5 separate regions of the Homo sapiens genome follow, and all the other regions are linked to region 2. A link is a contact called in ENCODE Hi-C or POLR2A ChIA-PET data. All regions are on one chromosome and are shown on one strand. Each heading gives the region's core, a stretch centred on a gene start or an enhancer-like site at or near the end of the contact. The rest is flanking DNA. Distances are from core to core; before and after follow the strand shown.

Region 1 (4,581 bases), core at 172-2,671, 510 kb before region 2:
ATAAAGGACTATCTGAGCCTAGGTAGTTTGTAATGAAAAGAGGTTTATTTGGCTCAGGGTTCAGCAGGCTGTACAGGAAGCATGGCCCTGGCATCTGCTTGGCTTCCGGTGAGGCCCCAGGAAGCTTCCAATCATGGCAGAAGGTAAACGGGAACCAGCATGTTACATGGCAAGAGGGAAAGCAAGAGATGGGGGAAGGTACCAGGCCCTTTTAAACAATCACATCTCACATGAACTCTTTTCTTTCTTTCTTTTTTTTTTTTTTTTTTTGAGATGGAGTCTTGCTCTGTCACCCAGGCTAGAGTGCAGCGGCACAGTCTTGGCTCACTGCAACCTCTATCTCCCAAGTTCAACCAGTTCTCCTGCCTCAAGCCTCTCGAGTAGCTGGGACTACAGGTGCGTGCCACCGCGCCCAACTAATTTTTTTGTATTTTTAATAGAGATGGGGTTTCACCATGTTGGCCAGGCTGGTTTCGAACTTCTGACCTCCAGGGATCCACCTGACGTGGCCTCCCAAAGTACTGGGATTACAGGTGTGAGCCACCATGCCAAGCTCACATGAACTGTTCTAGTGAGAACTCACTCGTTACTGTGAAGATAGCACCAAACCATTCATGAGGAATCCACCCCCATGATCCGAACACCTCCCACTAGGCCCACCTCCAACACCGGAGATCACATTTCAGTATGAGATTTGGAGGGAACAAACAGCCAAACCATATCACGTGCTCTCTTCTTGAGTCACCCCATAATTTGTACCCAAAGACCAGGGGGCATATGGGATCACGTGCTGTTTCCAGGAGAGATGTGTTGTAGGTTTGTGGGCCTTGAAGGGCTGTGGGCAGTGATCCCGCCCAGATTCTCTAGACACATGTTCCAATGGTGTCCGCTCACAGACATGGACCCCAGATCTGCGCCATCCCCTGCAGGATGCCCCAGAGCAGCGAGATGCCCCCTTTGCTCTGGCGCCACTCTCTGAGAACCAAACCTTTTAAACTGTGAGCAAGTTGCTGGAGAAGAGAATGGGCCTGGGACTGCAAAAGTAACCTCTCTCCCGAAGGAGGAGACAGGATTCCCGAACATCCTCTGGGGCAGCCCTGGGTGGTGGAGTGCGCCTGGACAGCTGGTGTCCGTCTGCAGGCTCCTGCCTCAGGCCCTGGAGTGGCAGCTTGGCAGGTCCAGACCCTTCCCCAGGGACAGTTGCGGCTGGGAACCCTGGACCTCTTCCCTGGGCCTGAGCCGCTTCCCCGTGCGGCCGTTCGCCGAGTGGCCACTTGATGGCGCTGTGGCTCCACCGGGCGCGGGCGCGGGCGGAGCGGCGCGTCTGCTTCCAGCCGCCGGGCCGGTGCTGCCGCGGTCACCCCCGGCGCCTGGCTGTGCCCGGCGCGTCCGCCCTCCCGGCGCGCGGCTGGTGGGGCGCAGCCCTCGCGGCCGGTTCTGCCCGAAGCACAAAGCCACTGCTCAGAGCCAGCGCCTCCTGCTTGCAGCTCCCCAGTGAAAGAAGTTTGGGTCCTTGGTGGTGTTTTTCTCCCTGGCCTGGATGGTCCTGCAGAGGCCCCTTGCCACCTAATGACTTTATTCTTCTTAAAACATGTTTCTTTCTTTCTTTGCTTCTTGTTTTTGTTTTGATTTGTTTATTGGCCTGTACTCCGTTTCTGCCGTCTTACCAATAGCTCCTGACCAAGCCCGAGGCCTGCTAGAGAACTGTAGTTTAATTTAACCTCCACCGGCCAGGCTGGTCTGTTTCCTCTTTTCAAGCTTCCCTGCGGTTCTAACTTTGCTCCAGAAGATTCCTCCTGGAGCTTTTGCTTGGGAGAGAAAGGCGTTTGAACGCAGAGTTCAAGCGAGCTGGCCAAAATGGAATGCAAAAGAAGAAAATTTAAAAGAGAAAAGAAGGAGGCTTCTCAGAAATGAACTTTTCATCTGATTCCAAACATTCTGCAGTGCAGTTTTGTAAAAATACCAGAAAACACAAAGAAGCAAATAAAACACATCCATGATTTTGCGTCTAGAAATGGCTTTTGTATTTTAATATGTCTTTCCACGATTTATTGTCATTGCATAGATATACGTTCCCTTTCATCCCCCCGATTGGGTCAGTTTACTCATTTAGCTGGGTCGCCTGCTTTTTCATTGAACGCACTGGGAGCGTTTTTCCTTGGCAAGCTGGTTTCTGCAAGTTTCCCTCAAGTTTCCCTCAAACTCTTGAAGTTTTGCATGCAGGTCACTCCCAGGCAGGTTGCTGTGTGAGATAGCCTCACTGAAGCTGGGATTTGGACGTTTGGAAGAGGATGATTGAATTGTAGCTTCCAGGGAGGACAGAATTGTGAGCTCTTTTTGGAAGACCAGAGTTACCCATATTTGTTTAGCAAAGCGAGCAGGCCCACTTCAAGTCAGCGGTTCTCAAAGAGCCTGAGCAGGGTGCTGAATTCAGGCCTCTGAGCTTTGAGCGCCCCTCCCAGAACCCCTAGGCATCTGAATGTAGGTCGGAGGCTTCCCAGGCTGCCTGAAGTCTGGGGACTGAGAGGCGGGGCTCAGGGGTCACTGAATCAGCCCCTTCCTTGTCCCTCTGGAGGACCCCGGGATAAATGCAAAAGGCGTGTGTGTGTGTGTGTGTGTGTGTGGGTGTGGTGGGGGGATTCGGAGGTGGAGAAGGCAGATCAGGCCGCTTCTCTAGGTCTGTCCTCCCTTTGGGACAGGAGCAGTGTGGCTGCCAGAGCTGACCGCCTTCCTGCAGCTCTGAGCGTGCCGAGCCTAGCAAGCTTGTGCTTCCACCTAGAGCTGCAAAGGGCAGCGGGCAGAAACCGGGCTGGGGCTGGCATTAGCTTTCCCTCCTCCCAGTTTCTCTCCAGCGCAGCAGGGCACCTCTAGCCCAGAAAAAGAAAACTAACTTTCTCTTATTTCTGTTTTCTGCTGCTGCTAATCTCCTCCTGAAGGGTTGTGTGGCTTCTTGGGACTCTGGAAAGAAACTGCAGGGGACGAGGACAAAGGAAACAGCTACTGTAGTCACTGCAGCTATGCAGGCTCTGTGCTAGCCCTGGAAAGGCCTGGACGTTCAGGTCTGCTGTGCCGGGGGTAGGCCCCAGAACAGAGCGGTGGGCCCATCGCTCTGCAGCCACAGCTGCCAGGGCTCAAACCTTGGCTCTGCCCTTACCTGGCTTTGTGATCTTGGGGGATGCACAGGACACTCTGTGCCTCAGTTTTCTTATCTGTAAAATGGGGCAAATACCTACCAAGTCATAGGGTTGATGTAAAGTCTAGTTGAGATAATGGAGGGTAATTTCTTTTTTTTCTTAAGCTTAAATTTTGGATCCATTTTGTGTTGATTTTTGTATATTGGGTGGTAATTTCTTAGAAGCTAGAAAGTTATTAAATGCTGCTTATGAGCCAAATACTGTGCCAAGGGCTCTGTCCAGATCATTCCAGTTAATCCACCCAAGACCCCAACAGCACAGGTGTTGCTATATTTTTGTGGTGAGGAACTGAGACCCAGGGAAGTCACGGTACTTTGCCCAAAGTCACCCCGATGTCAAGCGTTAGAGCAAGAATTTGAACCCCAGAGCTTAACTCTTAACCATTTTGCTAACTGGCTGTCTCTCCAGGCCCCCATCACCCTTTCCATCACCCTCCCCTGCCCCAGGGGCATCCTATCAAATGGCAGTTCCCCCCTCGCTTGCCTCAGCATCTCCAATTTAGAGCTTCATGGATCTCCTCCTGTTGAAGTCATGGGATGGATTTCCCATCTCAGAAACTGCACAAGAAACAACCTTGGAGTTTTGAACAAAGGATATTCAAGGAGTATTCAAGAATGAATCTTCATAATCGTGGTCATGAGACATGAGAAAAAAGGTGTCTACCACGTCTTGTCTCTACTCATAAAGAACATTGGCCAGGTGCGGTGGCTCACGCCTGTAATCCCAGCACTTTGAGAGGGCAAGGTGGGCGGATCACCTGAGGTCAGAAGTTCAAGACCAGCCTGGCCAATGTGACAAAACCCCATCTCTATAAAAATACAAAAGTTAGCTGGGTGTGGTGGCAGGTGCCTGTAATCCCAGCTACTTGGGAGGCGAAGGCAGGAGAATTGCTTGAACCCGGGAGGCGGAGCTTGCAGTGAGCTGAGATCACACTACTGCACTCCAGCCTGGGGTACAAAGGGAGGCTCTGCTAAAAAAAAAAAAAAAAAAAAAAAAAGAAAAAAAGAACATTCCTTTGAAGGATGTATGTTTTGCGGGTGCTTGTGTGTGCATGTATGTGTGCACATGTGTGTAGAATCCTCACTGCTGGAGGTGGAGAGAACACAGGAGCTAGAAGATGTGACTCAGGGCATCCGATGGGGGTGATACAGAAGACAGTACCCCCCAGGAAGGCGGGGCTGGGGGTGGAGTGGAGAGAAAAGGAGGAGACAGCTGCCGAGGCAGGTGGGAAGATCTGGGGTGACTTCTTAGGCCCCCCACCTAAGTGCTTCTGTCTGGATGCCGCTTCAGTTCCCCAGATTCCTTTAAAGAAGAAAAGAGCCTTTCACTGGACACTCGGGGGGCGAGGCTTAGCAGGGCAATGGCTGAGGTGACACTTGGGTGAGAG
Region 2 (5,033 bases), core at 1,027-3,526:
AGAAATTAATCCCTGGCAACATTGTAATGATTTCACCTGTAGAAATACAATGGGTCTGTGATTTCTACTTTGATTAATAAAAAAGCAAACAAAAACAAAAACGCAGGGTAATCTCAGTGCTTTGGGAGGCTGAGGCAGGAGGAACACTTGAGGCCACAAGTTTGAGACCAGCCTGGGCAACATAGCAAGACCCTGTCAATACAAAAAAATTAAAAACTTAGTTAGGCATGGTAGCTTGTGCCTGTAATTTCAGCCACTCAGGAGGCTGAGGTGGGAGGATTGCTTGAACTTGAGAGTTTGAGGCTACAGTGAGCTATGATCATGCCACTGCACTCCAGCCTGGGTGACAGAGCAAGACTCTGACCCCGACCTACAGCCCCCCGCCGACCAAAAAGAATCCCAGTGGCAAATTCAAAGGCAAATTAATTGCACTGGTGAACCAGGACTATGGCATGTGAAAAGAGTTTAAAAAGCCAGGAGAAGCAAAGTTTGTTGTATACTGGATTTTGAAACCGAATAAACACAGACGCACACACAATTTTTGAATGTAAAATTAATACATGTTGATTGTAGAGAAAAAAAATCACTCCTAAGCCTACCACTGAGAAAGCATATGTGTTTTGGCTGCCCAAGATTGATTTCTGCCTTCATGTGGAAGTAAGCTTTAAAGGCTCTGTGTTAGGGCATAGTCTAGAAACATGGGGCCCAAGGGCACCGGGAAAACTTACAAAGGGAAGAGATGGAACTGGGAGGGTTCAAGCTACCAGTTCCATCTCTCCATGTTTTAGAGAATTGGGGCACTAAGTCAGCCAGGTAAGGTCAGGTCAGAGGAGGGCCCGGATGAAGCATGAGATGCAGAGGGACAGTGCGTGAATGGAGACCTTGGGTAGCACCAACGTGTAGCGGCAGAGGTGGGGTGGATGTGGCTGATGTCAGGGAGAGAATGGGGAGCATGCACAGGGCTCAGTCTTATACATACATTGAAAATCCTTTAGCCTTTCAAAGATTATTAACCCAAATCACCTTTCTTGCTTACTCCAGATGCCTCAGCCTCTGATATAATTGCTAAGTATCTGCCGTGTTAAAAATAAACATTTGAGAATCAAGGGTGATTTTTCTCTTTTCTTTTGAATTGTAATTGCGATGTACTCATGGCCTGCCATGACGTGAGGTCTGGCTTAGATTAGCCCCTGGCTGAGAGACCCATGCTAATTTAGTGCCTGCAATTATGCCTGCCTCTAATCGTGTTCTGCTCTTTGTAGGATGTACCCTTTGCAATAGAAGCAACGGTTATGCTGGGTCATCTATACTTTCTTGCCCCAGGCCGCTTGTGACACACATTGGTGAGACAACTGGCCAGGATTAGGGGTATGATCTGTGACCCTGAAACAGAGTGAAATTGATTGGCAATGAGGGATGAGGGGGGTGATCCTATTAAAATTATAAGCACCGTAAGTATTCTAATATCTGACCCCTCACTGTAATGGATGTGCACCTACCTCCCAGCCATAAAAATGCTTCCAATAAAAGAATCAAAAACGAAAACATGCAGAAAAACTTTTATGTATGAGTGCATTTGTCTGAGGTGTCATCCAGCTGTAGCTTCAGAGTAGGGGTGCACATGTCAATTGAGAATGATCAGCCTTTGCTTTCTGTCTGCAGAGGCTGGCAAAGGGGAAACAAGCTGCATAGTTTAGTGCTGGCAAAATAAACCACTATGCAGTTATAAACAAGAGTGGGTGGGTGAGTTGAAAGATGGGTGGATGGGTGAGTGGGTTGGTCCCCTTCCTGATGTATAAAAACAGAACTCCTAGGTTTGGGGTTCATGTTACAATTGGACTCCAGGAAAACAGACTATACATTCAAAATCTAAACCAGTTTTAAAGTATAAATTAAAAAGTATTTTCCCTCTAGCACATTTAGATATTATTGTTTACTAAGAGAAAGAAGAACAGGCTACATGCCGTCTTCGATAGCTCCCTCATGCTCCTAGATCCACAAATGATACCAGGGAAGCCACTGCTTGCCTCTGTGCCTTTGGGGAGGCGGAGGTTGTAGGGGGAAGTCTGAAAGCTCACCATCACGGAGCTCCAACTCCTTCTTCCTGGGATGCGGCACTTGCCTGTGAAGCCACAGGAGGCTGGAGGGGTAGAGGCTGGGGGCAGGAAGAGGAGGAAGTGAGGAAGGGGGCGATGCCCGGGAGGGCTCTGGGAGAGTAACCAATTCCTTCACTGGGGGCAGGCGGGAGTCTCCAGGGTCACTATGGGGCAACCTGTGAAGGGAAGGGAGGAAAGGGATTTCCGGAAGTCTCCCGCTCTCCCTCCTGCCTGCTTCCCTCCTTCCCCTAGCGGTTGATTGCGAGGAGCAGCGGAAGGAAGGATGTATCAAACCGAAAGAAGAAAGAACCCCTGCCAGTCGCCCCCATGACATCCGACTCTGAACGGCAGCGATCTAGAGGCTGTGGCGTGTTGCAGATTAACAGCAGCGAGGGCAGGAGGCAAATCAGATGCCGCAGGAGCTGACTGTTTTCTTTAGCCCTGAGAGCTGACTGTAGGCACAGGTTGCATATCAAAGGCAACGGGAATCAGTCTGTGGCAATATTACATCAGGTCCTGGACTGGTGGTGGTGTTGGTTGCGGGGGTGGGCGGTGGGGTCCAAGTCCTAAAAGATGTCAGTCAAACACCAGCTGAGCTTCTAGACCTCCTTCTGTGGCCCTTCTTCTGATCAAGTATGCAAATAATAATACAGTCAGGCTCTACCTCCTGCAATTAGCACAGGGGAGGGCTGAGTAACTGGGAGGACTTAGCCTTCTCCCTGTGGTTATCTTGTAAGGCTTTGAAGTGTAACTTTTGTTTTGTTTTGCTTGCTTTCCCCCTGCATAGAAATTTCCCTTAAGGGAAGGGTGGGTCTAAACTACCTTTAAAATGAGTTTCCACTCCCTGAACAAGGCTTGTAAAAGCTTGAGAGAAAATGCCAGGGGAAAGCATGGAAACTTTCTGGGGATAAACTATGGGTCTCCACCTTTGCACTTAATCAGGGGACAGCCACTAACCCCAGTAGCTGCATGCTTTCTGCCACCTTCATCTACCTGAGCAAAACTTCAAGGACATGTTTATGCTGAATCTCCAGAGAGAGCAATAGAAGCCCAGCTTGAGGGAAATGACTGGACCTTGATTACTTAGGATAAAAAGAGATCAATTTATGGTAGGACTATCTATTTATGTCTGCACATTCATCAGGTTTGCCTAGGAAAGGAGTCTCAGAAAATGTGTTGGAATTGGGCACTTCTGATGTCTATCCTATTCCTTGTCTTGGTTGATAACACTTTCTCCAGTCCCCAGATCTCATTTTAGGAAATGAGACTTGTTATCAGGCATCCTAGAGCCTCCATATTTTTCTGAGTCTTTCTGTGTCTGCCGGCACCATTGACGTTGTTACTATTGCTGGTTTTCCTCTTATATTTTCTGTGAAAATGCTTAGGAGCTTTTAAGAACTGGTGGCCACCAGAGAGGTTAAACATTATAAACAATATAAAGCAAAGGAATCTTAGTGTGCTGTCTTTGGGGTGTGTCATTGCTGTACAGCTTCTCTTTTTTTCCTAAAAAACCCTAATCATCTTCTGTGGTGGGAGGGGTTGGAGTTGAAGGGATGGCTAGTTGAGGTGGGGGCAATTTGTGCTGTACCTGTCTCTGACAGTCTTTTAATTTTTCATTCGTCTATGCAAATTTATTGTAAAAGAGGTATGGCTTTTTCATTCTTTCACTCATTGACTTAGCCATTCAACAAACATATATCCAGCATGTGCCTTGAGTAGGACAAGGCTGAACACTGTTTTTAAAAGGTATGTTTCTGTAAAGATGCACTCTTCCCTGACCACCAGACCCTGCCAAACCTTTGAGAGAGTGTCTCTGAGAAGGAATGAGCAAGGGAAAATATCCCATTAGAAGGGAACTCTTGGGTCCTCACCCCTCCTGAGATAGAGATGAATAAGGGCATCTTCTAAAGCACTGAGAACTGTTAAGCTGTCCTTAAGCGGGTGAGGGATATGACTTTTGAAAATAATAGTAAAAACAGTTTATGTGGGGATAGTTTATGAGAGTTCACAGAACCCTTTCATGTGTGTTACTAGAATGAGTGTTGGGTTGAAGATTAGGCAGACATGCTCCCAATAATACTTTTGAAGCGCTGGACACATGCTGTGTTTCACCAAGAAGTTAGCAATTGTTCATAGTTGTAGTATCTGTGACACAGGTCCCAAATGTTCAGATTAGCTAACGTGACCAAAGAGGAGAGGCTTGACATCTCTTTCGCTTGGTTCCATCTCCTTATTTTGTCACTCAACCTAGTGTGTGTGGTCATCCGTTCACAAAACAAAACAGAGATGAAAAACCAACTTAAAAAAACAGGGCTGGGCACGGTGACTCACGCCTGTAAACCTAGCACTTTGGGAGGTCGAGGCAGGCAGATCACGAGGTCAGGAGATGGAGACCATCCTGGCTAACACGGTGAAAACCCGTCTCGACTAAAAATACAAAAAATCAGCTGGGCGTGGTGGTGGGTGCCTGTAGTCTCAGCTACTGGGGAGGCTGAGGCAGAAGTATCGCTTGAACACAGGAGGCAGAGGTTGCAGTGAGCCAAGATTGCACCACTGCACTCCAGCCTGGGCAACAGAGTGAGACTCTGTCTCCAAAAAAAAAAAAAAATGTATATATAATATATATAAAAATATATACATAATATATAAAATATATATTTTATATATTTTATATATAATATATAAAATACATATGTATTATATATTAAAAATATACATAAATATATATAGAGAGAGTGATGATTTTAGGGAACAAGTCTGATTTCAGGATTTTGGGTTGCTTCTGTTCCTCTGGGTGTTTTCTTGGACCCAGAGTCAATATTTAAAACAAAACAAAACAAAAACACCTACCAATTCTCAAGTTTTGACCCTTGTGTCATTTATCATCAGAAGTCATGGGATGCACAATTATAGGACCCAGGATTGAGTTAATCTTTG
Region 3 (4,551 bases), core at 127-2,626, 430 kb before region 2:
TGGCTAACTACAGTCTGTGGGCCAAGACCGGCCTGCCACCTGTTTTTGTACAGCTCGTGAGCTAAGAATCCTTTCCACATTAAAAGTTAAAATCAAAAAAAGGAATATTTTGTGACATGTGAAAATTATATGAAATGTAAATTTCCAAGTCTATGAATAAAGTTTTATTGAGACTCAGCTATACCTGTTCATTTGCTTATTGTCTATGGGTGCTTCATGCTACAATGGCAGAGTTGAGTAGCTCCGATGGAGATGTCATGGCCCACAAAGTTGAAAATGTTTACTCTGTGGTCCTTTACAGAAAAAGCTTGCCAGTCCCTATTCTAGATGACTGATTATTAAACAGGGAGTGTAGGAGTAGGTACCTAGTACAAAAATTGCTGGGCTTAATGCTGATTGGAATAGAGTTCACTAACAGTTGGAAAAGAAGAAAATGCAAGTATCTTTGGTATTTTAAAATAACAGAAGTAAAAAGGAAACAGGGACTGAGTTTTTGAGAATCCTGTACTGTTGATGATGTCACTTTTTCAGAAGTAATCTCTAAGTTTCAGTACACAGGCTGTAGGTATTTGCAGAGGGTGTGTGTTCTAAGATTCCCTTAAGCAGGGAACTCCCTAGGCTGTTGAATGGGTCAGGGTGGGGGTTGACAGTGGGGAGTGGAAGGGGGAGGCTTGACTCATGTCCACCCTCCTCATCCCTCTGCCTTTCCACAAGTGGGAGCTGCCTGTAGAAACAGAGCATTGCTTAAGAAGCTCAAGTTTTATTTCACCTGTTGGGTGTATTTGTCTGTTTATACTCTGCCTCATTCCACTTTCTTCTAGAAAGGATTTAAGGCAGCCAGGACCCTTCAGTGTCAAAAATCCCAGATCCTAGAAGAAGCAATGCCTAGGGGCTGTGTTTGAGGGGAGTACGCAGAGTGAGGTGTCACTGATGATTTCAAAGAGGTGACCCTGGAGCTGAACTGTTTTTCAACGAAGGGAACATTCTTTTCTTGCCTTTATCTCTCTGTCCCCTGTCACCCCGATCTCTGCTCCCACTCCCAACTCCTCAAAGGGCAAATTGTGTTGCCTTGGGTCTCATGGAGGAGAGAAGGCAGGGACAGAGAAGAGTCTGCCCGAAGCAAATGCCAATCCTTGCAGAGTGCCGAGCGAGCTGGGAGCAGCGGTGAGCTGGGTTGAGGGGCAGCCATAGGAACAAGCGCAGGGAGAAGGCTGAGTAATGGACGGGAGGCACAGTGGGTGACAGGGCTGAGAGCACAATTTATGAGTCACCCCGAGCAGCTGCTCTTTGCCCCAGGGGAGCAACTCACACATTCCCAAGGGAGCCAGTGCCTGGGAGACGTGACGTCGTTGTCACTGGGAGAGGAGTTTCAACCATGTGTGGCTTCGGAGGAGCTTGTTCCCATGGGTAACACCCAAGATTCTCAGGATGCAAAATCCCAGCCAAAAGGAGATGGGGCTCTAAGACTTCTTGTGCATGCTTGTATGTATGTATGTATGTGTGTGCAGGTGTGCATATGTGTGTGTGTGCATGTGTGTGAAAGAATGTGTCTCCTCCATGCTGAGACCTCATTATTAACTGCTGATCTGTGCATCCAGGGTGGTAAGAACTTTCATCGTTCATGGAGGAGGTGGTGGCTCTGTGACTAATAGCCCGCCAGTCCGTAGCCATCCCAACATTTTTCTCAAGGATGCTCCCTCCACAAAATCCTGCTCCAAACCCATGATTTGCATGAAACATTCCCTGTTCAACCACGACGGCTCCTCATCTGGCATGTACATTTGGATCATGGTTAGAGGGGGCTGGCCACCTCTGATTGAATTCAGAAAGCCAGCCCGGTGCCGCCCACTGACTCTCTCCCAGGCATCAGCCTTAAAGTTCTGGCAGCTATTCCCAGCTAAATGGGTGCATCAGGCCTTCTTACTGCATAGATAGTTAATAGGGGAAGGAAGAGAGCTCACTCACAGCCTCTCACTGCTGCAGTTTGTTTTATAAACCTGATAGGCACACAGCAAACCCAATGACCAGATACAATGGAAGCAGCCTTTCCTTTTGCACTGTCACCAGCCGTGGCTTTATAAAACCGTTGTTTTTCCTTACCTGGGAAGCCCTTGGGCTGTCCCTTACTTCCTTGATAAGCCAGGCAAGGACATGACAACCTTTAAAATATTGTATCTCTGTGGATAACTGAGCCCAAGAAGAGGAAGGATCTAGTGTATGCCTCCTTAACAATGAAATGAAAAACACAGGGAGCCAAAACCAAGTTTAAATGAGGGTCAGTGGATAACGCATGAACTGGGAACACAATTTGGTTGGGGAAGCTTGTCTATCCGTGGTGTTTTCTGGATAGCTGTTTTCCAGCACACACAAGTATACAACACTTATTTAAAACAGGCCAAGTGCGGTGGCTTACACCTATAACCCCAGCGCTTCGGGAGGCCGAGGCGGGAGGATCACTTGAGCCCAGAAGTTCAAGACCAGCCTGGGCAATGTAGTGAGACCTCATCTCTACAACAAATTTGAAAATTAGCTGGATGTGGTGGCACACACCTGTGGTCCCAGGCACTTGGGAGGCTGAGGCAGGAGGATTGCTTGAGCCCTGAAGGTCAAGGCTGCAGTGAGCCATGACTGTGCCACTGCACTCCAGCCTGGGAAACAGAGGAAAACCCTGTCTCAAAGAAATAATAAAAGAAAAGAAATAAAACAGACTTCCCCAAGAATAGTAAACCACAGTTACAAGTTCATATTTGTAAGTTTATTGTTTTATTGAATCTATTTTTTGGGGTGGATACTTGTTGATAGTCCCTGTGGGTACCTGGGATGTTCCTCCTAGCATAGACGGCAAAAATTTCCAGTGAATTCCTCATTTCCTCCTGTTTCTTTGTGAATGCCCGTAGCTTTAAGGGCCTCTCACCTCCTCAGAGGCAGAGGAGGTTTGTGGACTGGGTGCTAAGCTAATACCCAGGAACTGAATTTTGTTTTGTTTGCTCCACCCACTCTTGGGTAGAGGTGCCGATAGGATGGCCACACTGTGGCCACAGCAAACAGAAATGACCAGCACTACCCAGATAGGAAGCACACGTGCCCAGCTGATCCTTCGGTCCTGGGGAGCTACCTGAATCTCATGGGAAACCCACTTTCCTTTTTCCCCACCACAGACTTGGCTTTCTGCTTCCTTTCTGCTCTGCTCTTTCTGAAAATGCAAATGTGTGTTGGGCAGATCTCCTATGCAGGGAGATTGGCAGAGCCCCTAGGGACACTTGACTGACCAAGGCTTCTTCGTGGAGAGCTGTTTTCTGGTTTATTCTGTCTTGTGATCGATAGGAAACACTGGCCAGGCTTCTTATTTTCCAAGGCTGCTGCTTTCTGACAGGCTTTAAGGGATTAAGGGTTGAATACAGGTGGGTTTCTTCCCCCTCCTGACTCTGTCACCTGGACATTGCCATGGCAATAATCCTCCCTGAAACAAAAATAAAGGGCAGAACCGGTTGGACAGAAAGTGTAGCCGAAAAGTCTTCCAGGGACACTGAGAGTTGAGGGACTTTGAGGCCGCATGGGGCTCCATAGAGCAGCAATCCCCAACCTTTTTGGCACCAGGGACTGGTTTTCTGGAAGATAATTTTTCCGTGGATGTGGTGGGGTGGGGTGGGGTGGGGGTAGTTTCTGGATGATTCAAGCACATTACACTTATTGTGTACTTTATTTCTATTATTATTACATTGTAATATGAAATAATTATACAATTCACCATAACATAGAATCTGTGGGAGCCCTGAGCTTGTTTTCCTACAACTAGACAGTCCCATCTGGGGGCGATGGGAGACAGTGACAGATCATCAGGCATTAGATTCTCATAAGGAATGCACAACCTACATTCCTCACATGTGCAGTTCACAATAGGGTTCTCGCTCCTATAAGAATTTGATGCCATCACTGATCTTACAGGAGGTGGAGCTCAGGTGGTAATGTGAGCAATGGGGAGCGGCTGTCAATACAAATGACACTTTGCTCACTCACCCACCACTCACCTCCTGCTGTGCAGCCTGGTTCTTAACAGGCCATGGAGCAGTAATGCGTCCATGGCCTGGGGGTTAGGAACCCCTGCTATAGATCATGTCCACAAGAGCAAGGAGGTAAAAAAAAAAATGAGTGGCCTTGGTGTTAGGGAACACTATACATCAAAGTGCCATCAACTTGTGCTTTAGAGAAAAGCTGCAGTTTGGTTCCTTCACAGATGAGGTGGAATGATTTTCTTTCTGCAGCCAGCAATCCTGTCTGGTCTCCCTCCACCCATGGAGGGTTCAGAGCAGTAGCTCCATAATCTGTCACTGGAGTTTAGCTGGTTTGTGATTCACGAGGAGGAGAGGGAGGCTGGGGATTATAATCTGTTCTGCAAAATCTTGTGGGCTGTGCAATGGTTGAGGTTTTTGGCTGCTTGAAAAGCCCTGAGGTTTTTTAGGAAGGCAGATTTTACTATGTCAGCACTGAAAGATTGGTTTTGGAATTTAGGGAGGAAAAACCCACAATAGCTAGAAGAAGAGAGGTGAATAT
Region 4 (4,543 bases), core at 1,166-3,665, 360 kb before region 2:
CTCAGGATTAGACCCTTCCTAGATGCCTTTCTAATGCTCAGAGGAAGGAGATGGGATAGCATCTCAATTCCAGCCCCACCTTGTGTTGGTTGTGTGATTTAAGGCTGTTTACTTCATATCTCTGCATCTCAGCATCCTCCTATATAATTTGAAGATTGTAGTAGTACTGACCTCACTGGTTTTCTTTTCTTTTTTTGTGGGAGAGGGAGGTATGCATTAATATATGTAGCTCTCAGAGCACAGGACCTGAGTCATACATCCAGCTCATGTGTTAGCTATTGCTAGTGTTACTATCTCCCTGATAAACATTCCCCTAACCTTCCCCAGGTAGAAGTAATCACCCTTACTCCTGGGGAAGCACTTCCTACATATCTTTTATAGAATGGGTCCTGATATGGTTTGGTTGTGTCCTCACCCAAATCTCATCTTGAATTGTAGTTCCTGTGGGAGGGACCCGGTGGGAAGTGATTGCATCTTGGGGGCGATTTCCCCCATGCTGTTCTCATGCTAGTGAGTGAGTTATCACAAGATCTGATGGTTTTATAAGCCTATGGCATTTCCCCTGCTGGCTCTCATTCTCTCTCCTGCCACCCTGTGAAGAGGTGCTTTCTGCCATGATTGTAAGTTTCCTGAGGCCTCCCCAGCCATATGGAACTGTGAGTCAATTAAACCTGTTTTCTTCATAAATTACCCAGTCTCGAGTATTTCTTCATAGCAGCATGAGAACAGACTAATACAGGTCCCATGGAATTCCAAATAGTGACACAGTTAAGAGTCAAATTGTAGGGTTAGGCAGGTCTGAGTTTAATTCTGACTCCTTTGCTCTTGCCCTTGTGATCTAAGTCTGTTTCTTCACTTATAAAGTGAAGACAATGAGAGCAACACCCACTGCCCCAGGTTGTGAGGCCCAGGGCTGTTCTTACTTCTCACTGGCATTCTGTACCTAGGTCAGAATCTGAAAGAACATTTGTTGAACTATTGAGTTGACTCAGTCAAGTGTTCCTCCCTCCTTCAGTAGACAAATCCTCCATTGAATAAAACCCCATCATGTTATAGCTCACTCCATGGAGGTTCCTGGCTAGCCTATCTGGATTGCGGTGGGCCTTGAAGGCTTTCTTGGCTGGCAATAATTGCTTTAATGACCGACGGCCTTAGTAGACATCTACAGGTTTCGGCCTCTGTTTTCGTGGTAAGAAGGCTCAGGGCCAGGCATGGTGGCTCACGCCTGTAATCCCAGTACTTTGGGAGGCTGAGGCAGGTGGATCGTCTGAGCTCAGGAGTTCAAGACCAGCCTGGGCAACATAACAAACCCCATCTCTACTAAAAAAATTACAAAAATTAGCCTGGCCTTGGTGGCACATGCCTGTAGTCCAAGCTACTTGGGAGGCTGAGGTGGGAGGATCGCTTGAGTCCGGGAGACTGGGGTTACAGTGAGCTGAGATTGTTCCATTGAACTCCAGCCTGGGCAACAGAGTGAGAGTCTGTCTCAAAAAAAAAAAAAAAAAAAAAAAAAGAAAAAAAGAAAAAAAGAGAAGGCTCTTGTATTTATTTCTGATTCTTATTGGAGTCGTTTAAGGAGGACCATTGAGAAGACCTCTCCCATAAAAGCCAAAATGCCAGCTCTTCTGTGCAATCCTGTGCGTATGGTCTTGCTCTCAGTGCAGTCCCAAGCAGAAACCCACTGGACTTGGAATTGGAAATCTGAGCTGAGTATTGGCTTTGTCCATGTGGTAGACAGAATAATGGTCCCCAAAGATACCCATGTCCTGCTCCCTGGAATCCATGAACATGTAATCAAGTTAAGTTTCTTGAGACAGGGAGATAATTCTTGGTTAAGCCCAGGGTAATTTCAACAGTCCCTTTAAGAGAGAGGCAGGAGAGTCAGAGATTTGTAGATGCTGTAGTCCTGGCTTTGAAGATGGTGGAAGGGGCCATGAGGCCAGGAATGCAGGTGGCCTTTAGAAAAAGCTGGAAAAGGCAGGGACACGGATCGTCCTCTAGAGCCTATGTAAGAGTACAGCCCTGCTGATGCCTTGATTTTGACTCACTGAGACCGATTTTGAAATTCTAATCTCCAGAATTGAAGATAATAGGTTTGTCCTGATTTAAGCTGCTAAGTTTATGGCCATTTGTTGCAGCAGTAAGAGGAAACTCATCCGGACCCAAACAGCTAGCCACTGTAGACTTTCTTTTCACCTCTCTGGTCTTCTGTTCTTCAGTGATACGAAGAGAGAGGATGAGGACAACTGCAAAGGGTACATTCTAGCTGAGTCATCGTACAATCAGGGCTGCGGTTTACATAATGCCCACAGGTGCCAGGCCAGATGGGGTGAGTGGGGGTTGAAATCCATCCCCAGGGGTTACGATACTAGACTTGTGGCCTCACACGGGGCTGCAGCTTCCAGGCAGATATGGTGTTTCCTGCTGTCTCTCCACTCCCCCTGCAGGAAGGCACCTCTACTCACCCATCCTGCACCCACAGAGCCATACATGCCAAAGGTGGGCATGGGGGCTCTGGCACATCCTTTCATTGTTTTCTCCCCGACTGCCAGGAGTGCAGAGCGGCCAGAGGCCCTGGAGGGGGAAAACAGGCTACAGTGAGAAGTGCCGCAGAATGACAAATTCTAGGCCTGCAGTACAGATGCTGAATTAGCCTCAAATTTTGCTTAGGCCAAGCCCTAAGTCATGGTAAGCCATCTCTCACTGAGAGGAGCTATGCCCCATATTATAAACCAGTGGTTCTCAAGTGGGGGTGATTTTGTCCCCCTACTCCCATCCAGCGGTTGTTTGCATGTCTGGAGACATTTTTGGTTGTCCCAGCTAGGGGCAAGTGTCCTACCGGCATCTGGTAGGTAAAGGACAGGGATGCCATTAAAAATCCTACAGTGGCCAGGTGTGGCGGCTCAGGCCTGTAATCCCACGACTTTGGGAGGCTGTGGCAGGTGGATCACTTGAGCCCAGGAGTTCAAAATCAGTCTGGGCAACGTGGCGAGACCCCATCTCCACGAAAAATACAAAAAAATTAGCCGGGTGTGGTGGCATGCACCTGTAGTCCCTGCTACTTGGGAGGTTGAGGTGGGAGGATGGCTTGAGCCTGGGAGGTTGAGGCTGCAGTGAACTCTGATCACACCACTGCACTCCAGCCTGGGTGACAGAGTGAGACCCTGTCTCAAAAAAAAAAAAAAAAAGCAACTTAGAATGCACAAGGCAAGCCCCCACAACTGTCTGGATCCAGCCTTCAAAGTTGGTAGTGCTAAGGTTGAGAAATTGTGTCTTAAACCTCTGCTGCAGCATTGAACCAAGTCCGAACCCTAATCCCCCCACCTTCTCCCCAACACTTTATTTACCAAAAGGTAAGGGGGGATCTGTTATTTTTTCCAAGTACGTTTCTCCCTGTATCTTATCAATAACCACCAAGTTCAGCACACCCTTGATTAGTCACTTCCATTAACAGTGTTTATTTTGGGGTTTGTGTTTATTTTTGAAACGTGGTCTCCTTTTTCCTCCTCACTTCCTTACACACTTAGGGGGATGGGGCCAGCTTTCTAGTATAATCTAGTTCACACTTTCCTTGCTCATCTATAAACTGACTAGGCCAACCCTTGAGAACATCTCTTCTCCTTCCTTTCCTTCATAGGAAGCTGTCCACAGCTCTGAAGCAGACCATTGTCATCTTCTTCCTTATGCTTTAAAATCCTTTTTAGGATTTTAAAATATCCTAAATAATATAGCAGCAACTCCGTTGACCAACTGACTCGTGACAAAGCAGCGACTTTATTCCTAGCTTTCCACGTTCCATGAAACAAAGACATTTCAGTGGTTCTCGCCACTGAACCAGAGACAAGGAGATTTTTGGACTTGTGGGTCTCCCTCTCCCACTTCTCTCCACCCCTCCCCTTCTCACTGCAGGAGTGAGAACTGCAGAGTCTCGGAACTACATTTAAGCGTTTCTGACTCATCAAATAACTGATCCCTGTTCCTCTCCACCCACCAAATGGTTCTTAGCTCTCCCTCCCTGGCCAGAGGAATTTAAAGGCTTATGGTTGAGTAACTGGGAGTTACAGAGAATCTCCGCGCATGTTTCAAAGATTTTCATCTTTCTTTCTTTTTTTTTTTTTTTTTTTTGAGACAGACTCTCACTCTGTCACCCAGGCTGGAGTGCAGTGGTGCGATCTCGGCTCAATGCAACCTCTGCCTCCCAGGCTCAAGTGATTCTCCTGCCTCAGCCCCCTGAGTAGCTGGGATTACGGATGCCGACCACCATGCCTGGCTAATTTTTGTATTTTTGGTAGAGACAGGGTTTCACCGTGTTGGCCAGGCTGGTCTCAAACTCCTGACCTCAAGTGATCCACCTGCCTCTGCCTTCCAAAGTGCTGGGATTACAGGCATGAGCCACCATGCTGGGCCAGATCTTCATCTTTGATTGGACACCATCCATCCCTCTGCCTCCTCTTTCCTGAATTCCAGTGACGGCAAACTCTCCCCTCACCTATGCTGTCCCTCTATGTGGCCCTGTGCATAGCAGTGGCCCAAGGATGCTCTG
Region 5 (5,081 bases), core at 1,476-3,975, 390 kb before region 2:
AACGGCAGGAATGAATGGGTCGGCCGTCTTTCCTCTTGTCTTTCTCGTCCTGCAGCCACAATGATCCTCCAGGCAGGACAGGCTAAGGGTGCTTCAGAGCTCGCAGAACCAGCGTGTCTTTCTAAGAATGCTTCTGGGACGGCCCCGTCTTGGTGGTGATTAGCAGCTGTCCCGTGATTGCACGTAACCTGAAAACAGAACCTATAAGGGAAATGAATGCCTGGTGCCCTTGGTTGGGGGACCTTGCTGTTCATGCACACGGTGGAGAGCTAGCTGGGGGCCACGCCAGAACCCCCTTCTACCTGATAAAGCCTTAGAATTGTGGACATATTGCAGTCTGCTGGAAGCGCTTAGAGCAGGAAAGGGCAATGGGAGTGGTGGGGTCTTTACCTGTGTGTTTCTCCCAAGGTTGAGTGTGTTTCTGAGTGATCCCGCCAGGCTCCTGGGCAACATGGACACTTTCCTCCCCAATGCCTTGCATTCTTCCGCTCCCAGACCAATGGCCCAGGGAGATGGAGCAAGATGGTAGCCTCATGGCCAGGTCCCTGGAGCCAAAGTTTTAAACAGTGATATTACAATGTTACTGCCTTGTGTGGATTTCACATACTTCCTTTTAAAGAACTGTCACATTCCCTACCATATAGCTCCAAGAGCTTCTGTGGTGAGATCATTAGGAGGAAGGACTGTTTTTAAAGGTGAAAACTCTGACGCTCCAGGAGGACACGCTGTCTCCCCAGGTCCATCCATCGTGTGTGTGTGTGTGTGTGTGGCGGGTAGGGGAGAGGTGCTGCGGCTCGAATGTTGGTTTCTGCCATAACCATAATTGAGAGTGAAAAACCCGGGCCCTGGGAGAAAGAAGCCAGTCCTGGTTCTGAGTGTCAGCGGCAGTGCAGATGAGCTCACCCGGGGACCAGAGCCATTTAGAGGATTTGCAGATGGAACTTCCCCTCGGGGTCCAACTGTGAGTCACTGTGGTTCCTGTCCCTGCAGCGGGCTCCATCTCCAGGCCTCCCACTTCACCCTGGGACATTATGGTCGCTGGTCAGACCTCATGACTCACTTGGACTCTTGAGCCACCTCTGGGGGTGGAGTCTCTCTCCTGGCATCTGGACCCTTGGTGCTATCGACGAAGCTTGGCTGGCGCTCTTAGCTGCTATGTGCAAGACGTGTGTCCCAGGGAAAGCCCCTCTCTCTCTGCAGAGGTCAAGTGAAAGCCACGGCCGCAGCCAACAGAGTTCAAAATGCAGGCTTGGAAAGTCCAGGGGGCTCTGTGGAGGTGAGACAGCCACAGGCTGAGCTTTCTGAGCCCTTGGGGTGAGTTTGGCTGTGATACCTGAGAGATGGGGGAACTAACAAGCGCCGGGTTGCAGTGTCGTCCCATGCAGAGGAGCGAGCAGAGTTCACCCAAAAGGCCAACGGCTGGCAGGGTGTCACGTTTCCCACCACACCCGGGGCTCAGCCTCTGCTGTCATTTCTCCTCCTTGGTTTTCATCTTCTAAGGGAAGAAATAGTGTCATCTTTTCTCAACCTGTCAGTCTCACACCTGCCTGGAGCCCCTGGCAGTGAGACACCCAGTGCTGTTTAATCTGATGTCATCTCTGTTGATTGTCTGTTTTAGAAACCAGGTAGCAAGAGGGACTTTCTGAGGATTAAAAAAAAAAAAGTAAATCCCCAAACTATTTCGGGGAGGTTTTTTTTTTTTTAACCTCCTGTTTTTTAGTTTCATTATTTCTTTTTCTCTTACATACACTCTTTTTTAATTAAGAAAAATTAATTTTTTAAATTAAAAAAGACCAAATGCACCCCTTGGGTTGAGGAGTTATGAGAGCAATGTTTAGGGTAAAGGTCAAAGGTGAGATGGATGTCACTGGGTCTTGGGCATGGGTACCCACCTGCTGGCAAACATAAGAGAGGCCATACGAGAGTGGGGAAAGAAGGGTTACTGAAAAATGCATATGAGCTTGTTTTCTCTAATGATGTTTATTTGTTGTCTATCAGGAGATTAGTCCTGAGAGACTGACACCAGAGCCACCTGACGAATGTGGGTGCTCAGAGCCTTGGACTCGATGACCTACCTCTCCTGCCTCCCACCTGACTCCTGAAGTAGGGGAGTGTATTAACAGTCACAGGCCTCAGTTTACCTGCTTTCAGCCTCTGCCCTTCCCGAGAGGGTTGAAGCTGACTTGCTGCATCGCAGTTTTGTCCTTTAGTTCATCAGCTCTGGAACTTTCCACTTCTGGTGTTTTTGGTTTCCAAACAGAGGATTGAGGACGTATGAGAGCAATGTTTAGAGTAAGGTCAAAGATGAGGTGGATCTAACTGGGCCTTGGGCATGGGCGCCTACCTGTCAGACTCTGTCCTTCTCAGACAGCTGCCCAGGCAGGAGCTGCCTCTTGGGACAGTGAGTGGGCCATCTCCATTGAGAGAGTAGGGGGACAAAGGGAAAAGGCAGGGACTGGGTCACTCCTGGGGATGCTGTTTGACATAGACCATGAGGGTCAGCCCCACTGGGCCTGGCTGACCTGGTAGATGGGTAGGTCTAGGGTATGAACATGGATATTAGTTGGCCAGGGTGTGAGAACTTGTGTGAAAGGGTCGGCCCCTGGGTGACTCAGTCTCCTAGCAAACTATAAAAGGGAAGTGACTCATTTCCAGCCCTGAACAAGAACTCCTAAGGCTAGGCCGCCAGCACCTGTCTGGGACGTGGTTAGTTATTAACGCTGCCAGTAAGAGTGTCATGGGAACCAAACGCAGGCCTAGATGCCTGGAGGCAACTTGGCTTTTCACAGCTTGCAACTGTCCACTCACCTTCCCTTGCTGTGGCTCCTCTCTGCCTGACCCCAAATGCAGAGGAGCCCCTTGAACTCTTAGTTGCTGGTGGCTCCCCAGGTGCCTCTTGAGGGTGCAAATTCCACAGGGGTTGGGGAAGGGGGAAAAAGAAATGGGTTGGTCAGGGGAAATCACAACTTTTTTTTCTTTTTTTGTCCTGTTTAGAAGATCAGGTTCAAGTTGCCAGCCAGACTCTGGGCTTCCAGGAGGAGTGGGCTGTGGATGGCCTGGCCTCATTTGCATGTCCCTCTCCTCCCGGCCCTGCAGGTGCCACCTCCTGAGTCCTGGTTCCTGCGGCTCCGTCGAATCTGCAGTGAAGGCCTTTGGGAAGCGTGGGTTATGTGGGTCCAGGGGTCCCATCCTCCCGTGGAGGCCCTTGACCTGAGGATCACTAACTCACACCCCACCGACTTCCGGCCCCCAACAAGGGCAGTGTTCCTCTTGCTCCATTCTGCTCTGAAGTCCCCCAAACCGCTTCCTGGGGCTGCTTAGTGAAATACAAGGCTCATCTCTGAGGACCTCTACAGGGCTGGTGAGTTGAGCCAGGAGTTCAAATCTGCTCTGCCTTCTCCTTTCTTTCTCCACGTCTGGAAAAGTACAGAATGGGCAGCTTCTCCTCTCAGATCCCAAAAGGCATGTTTTACTGCTCCTGGGGGAGGCTCAGCCTGGGCACAAGCTATGTCTACTCCTGCCAGGGCCCTGCCCCTCCACTTCCAAACTGTCAAGCAGGAGGAGGGAGGATGATTGAACAGAAAGACACAGGAGTTTTAGTGAGTCAGGCTCCCCAGTGTCCAAAAAGGGACCCAGGGCCCAGGGGGAAGAGACATCCCTGGTATTTGTTGCCACCTTTGTAAAACCCTCAAGTGCTGGCAGGCAGCACAGAGGGAGTGGCGATGCCACTTGCCTGCCTAGTCTATGGGAGGAATTGGGACATGTGCTCCCTGGGTGGCCCTGAGCAAGCCATCGAACTGCTCCCCCAGAGTTTTCCCCATCTGTAAAGTGGGAATAATAACAACACCTGTCCTGCTTACTTGACAGGGTTTATGTGAGGCCGGCTGAGATCACTGAGCATGTGACAGGGCTTTGGGAGTGGTTAAGGGCCACCCAGATCGGGGTTGAGGCACCGGGGTGCTTATGGTGATTAGCAGCAGAGCAAGGCCTGAGGTCTGTGCTCCCCAGGGAGGGTGGCTTTACAGGCACCCACCTGCGGCTTAAGAGCTTCTTGGGCCTCCCACGGCTGATAAATCACCACCGGGTGGGTGTGCTTTGTCTGGGCTCCAGCATGAGCAGACAGCCTGCCCTTGGCAGCTGCAGAGAGCAGCTCCTCTGCCTTCTCTCCCTTTCTTAGTGGGTTGGGCAGGCGCAAAAATAGATCCCAGAACCCCATCTCTTAGGTTTTGCCAAGGGACCCTCCAACTGCTCATCTAGACATTCTGGTGGCATGGAGTTCCTTTCTCAGGTCACATAACCATTGGGGGTGCTGATTTAGGTGTCTCCTGGCATAGGATTTGCCCTGGTTTATCACCTGCTGCTTCTGCTGCTGCTTTTTAAAAAAATTGAAGATGGGGTCTCACCATGTTGCCCAGGCTGGTCTTGAACTCCCAAGCTCAAGTGATTCTCCCACCTCAGCCTCCTCAGTAGCTGGGATTACAGGCTCATGCGACCATGCCCTGCTTGTCACCTTGCCATCAAAGAAGAGAGACTTGCAGAAGAGTGTCAGATTCTATCCCATAGTGCAGTATACCAAGGAGGTGGTCTGCAAATGGCCATTGAATATACAAATAGTCTCAGACTTAGCATTTTCTTTCTCATGGTTTATTTTGCTTTGTATAGTTCCATGCATTTGTTGAAAGGAGGAAGATTGAGATTTAAAGGAACATCCCTAGTGGGATAATACCCATCTGCTTAGTGCCTTTTCAGTGCTCAGCACTGTGCTAAGTTATTTGAGTACAGTCTTTGTTCTCATATTTAATAAAATCAGACTCTTTTTGACCACCTCATTCCATCTCCCATTCAGACCCACAACATCCTCCCAGCCTGTCCAGATAGGTGCTTTCTGCTTGGACACTTTAATGATGGAGAATTTTATCTCTCCTGAGGCCACCCATTCTAACATTGGCAACTGCAGTTGTTGGGAAGTTCATCCGTTTAGGGAGTGTCCATCTGCCTTTGGATACTTCCATCTGTAGGTCCTGGGCAATGAACAGGGGATGAGAGTATGGCATTATGGCTGAATTGTGGGATGCAGACTA

The links. Hi-C counts contacts between places; a loop is a spot of excess contacts on that map. ChIA-PET counts read pairs that join two places held with the same protein, here RNA polymerase II (POLR2A). Pooled maps may share reads with other maps.
Region 1: a loop to region 2 is called in a map of GM12878, with 5 times the contacts of the local background. The contact joins the enhancer-like site here to the promoter of LINC01152 in region 2. A Hi-C loop is called at or near these places in 1 of 168 maps with a recorded cell type or tissue (GM12878), 9 of 37 single-sample maps with no recorded cell type and 7 of 50 pooled maps.
Region 3: a loop to region 2 is called in a map of GM12878, with 3 times the contacts of the local background. The contact joins the enhancer-like site here to the promoter of LINC01152 in region 2. A Hi-C loop is called at or near these places in 1 of 168 maps with a recorded cell type or tissue (GM12878), 17 of 37 single-sample maps with no recorded cell type and 5 of 50 pooled maps. POLR2A ChIA-PET finds 5 or more read pairs at or near these places in 2 of 52 experiments (GM12878 and HEK293).
Region 4: a loop to region 2 is called in a pooled map, with 4 times the contacts of the local background. The contact joins the enhancer-like site here to the promoter of LINC01152 in region 2. A Hi-C loop is called at or near these places in 2 of 37 single-sample maps with no recorded cell type and 2 of 50 pooled maps. POLR2A ChIA-PET finds 5 or more read pairs at or near these places in 1 of 52 experiments (A673).
Region 5: a map of GM12878 shows a loop between it and region 2 (5-fold over the local background). The contact joins the enhancer-like site here to the promoter of LINC01152 in region 2. A Hi-C loop is called at or near these places in 3 of 168 maps with a recorded cell type or tissue (GM12878 and GM13976), 36 of 37 single-sample maps with no recorded cell type and 7 of 50 pooled maps. POLR2A ChIA-PET finds 5 or more read pairs at or near these places in 1 of 52 experiments (GM12878).

The regions. Positions count from the first base shown.
Region 1 is chr17:72,537,207-72,541,787 of GRCh38, reverse strand. All of the region lies in intron 1 of LINC00673 (long intergenic non-protein coding RNA 673), which reads left to right. Among named protein-coding and RNA genes, the nearest start is that of LINC00673, 53 kb to the left of the region's middle. RefSeq lists a silencer at 1,186-1,435. Within about 2 kb of position 1,421, at least 12 of the 41 ENCODE cell types and tissues checked have a DNase peak (open chromatin) inside an H3K27ac peak, as active enhancers do.
Region 2 is chr17:72,027,897-72,032,929 of GRCh38, reverse strand. LINC01152 (long intergenic non-protein coding RNA 1152) reads right to left here and starts at 2,276. Exons shown (of 3, transcript NR_110132.1): 1 at 2,079-2,276. RefSeq lists an enhancer at 2,381-3,151.
Region 3 is chr17:72,462,441-72,466,991 of GRCh38, reverse strand. All of the region lies in intron 1 of LINC00673 (long intergenic non-protein coding RNA 673), which reads left to right. Among named protein-coding and RNA genes, the nearest start is that of LINC02003, 120 kb to the right of the region's middle. RefSeq lists an enhancer at 1,284-1,493. Within about 2 kb of position 1,376, at least 12 of the 41 ENCODE cell types and tissues checked have a DNase peak (open chromatin) inside an H3K27ac peak, as active enhancers do; they include GM12878, where a contact is called at or near this core.
Region 4 is chr17:72,387,108-72,391,650 of GRCh38, reverse strand. No RefSeq gene overlaps it. Among named protein-coding and RNA genes, the nearest start is that of LINC02003, 47 kb to the right of the region's middle. RefSeq lists enhancers at 3,994-4,493, 4,494-4,543. Within about 2 kb of position 2,415, at least 4 of the 41 ENCODE cell types and tissues checked have a DNase peak (open chromatin) inside an H3K27ac peak, as active enhancers do.
Region 5 is chr17:72,418,980-72,424,060 of GRCh38, reverse strand. LINC00673 (long intergenic non-protein coding RNA 673) reads left to right here. Exons shown (of 4, transcript NR_152516.1): 3 at 2,995-3,361. Among named protein-coding and RNA genes, the nearest start is that of LINC02003, 79 kb to the right of the region's middle. RefSeq lists enhancers at 872-1,181, 1,262-1,671, 2,285-2,414, 2,465-2,524, 1,915-3,114. Within about 2 kb of position 2,725, at least 15 of the 41 ENCODE cell types and tissues checked have a DNase peak (open chromatin) inside an H3K27ac peak, as active enhancers do; they include GM12878, where a contact is called at or near this core.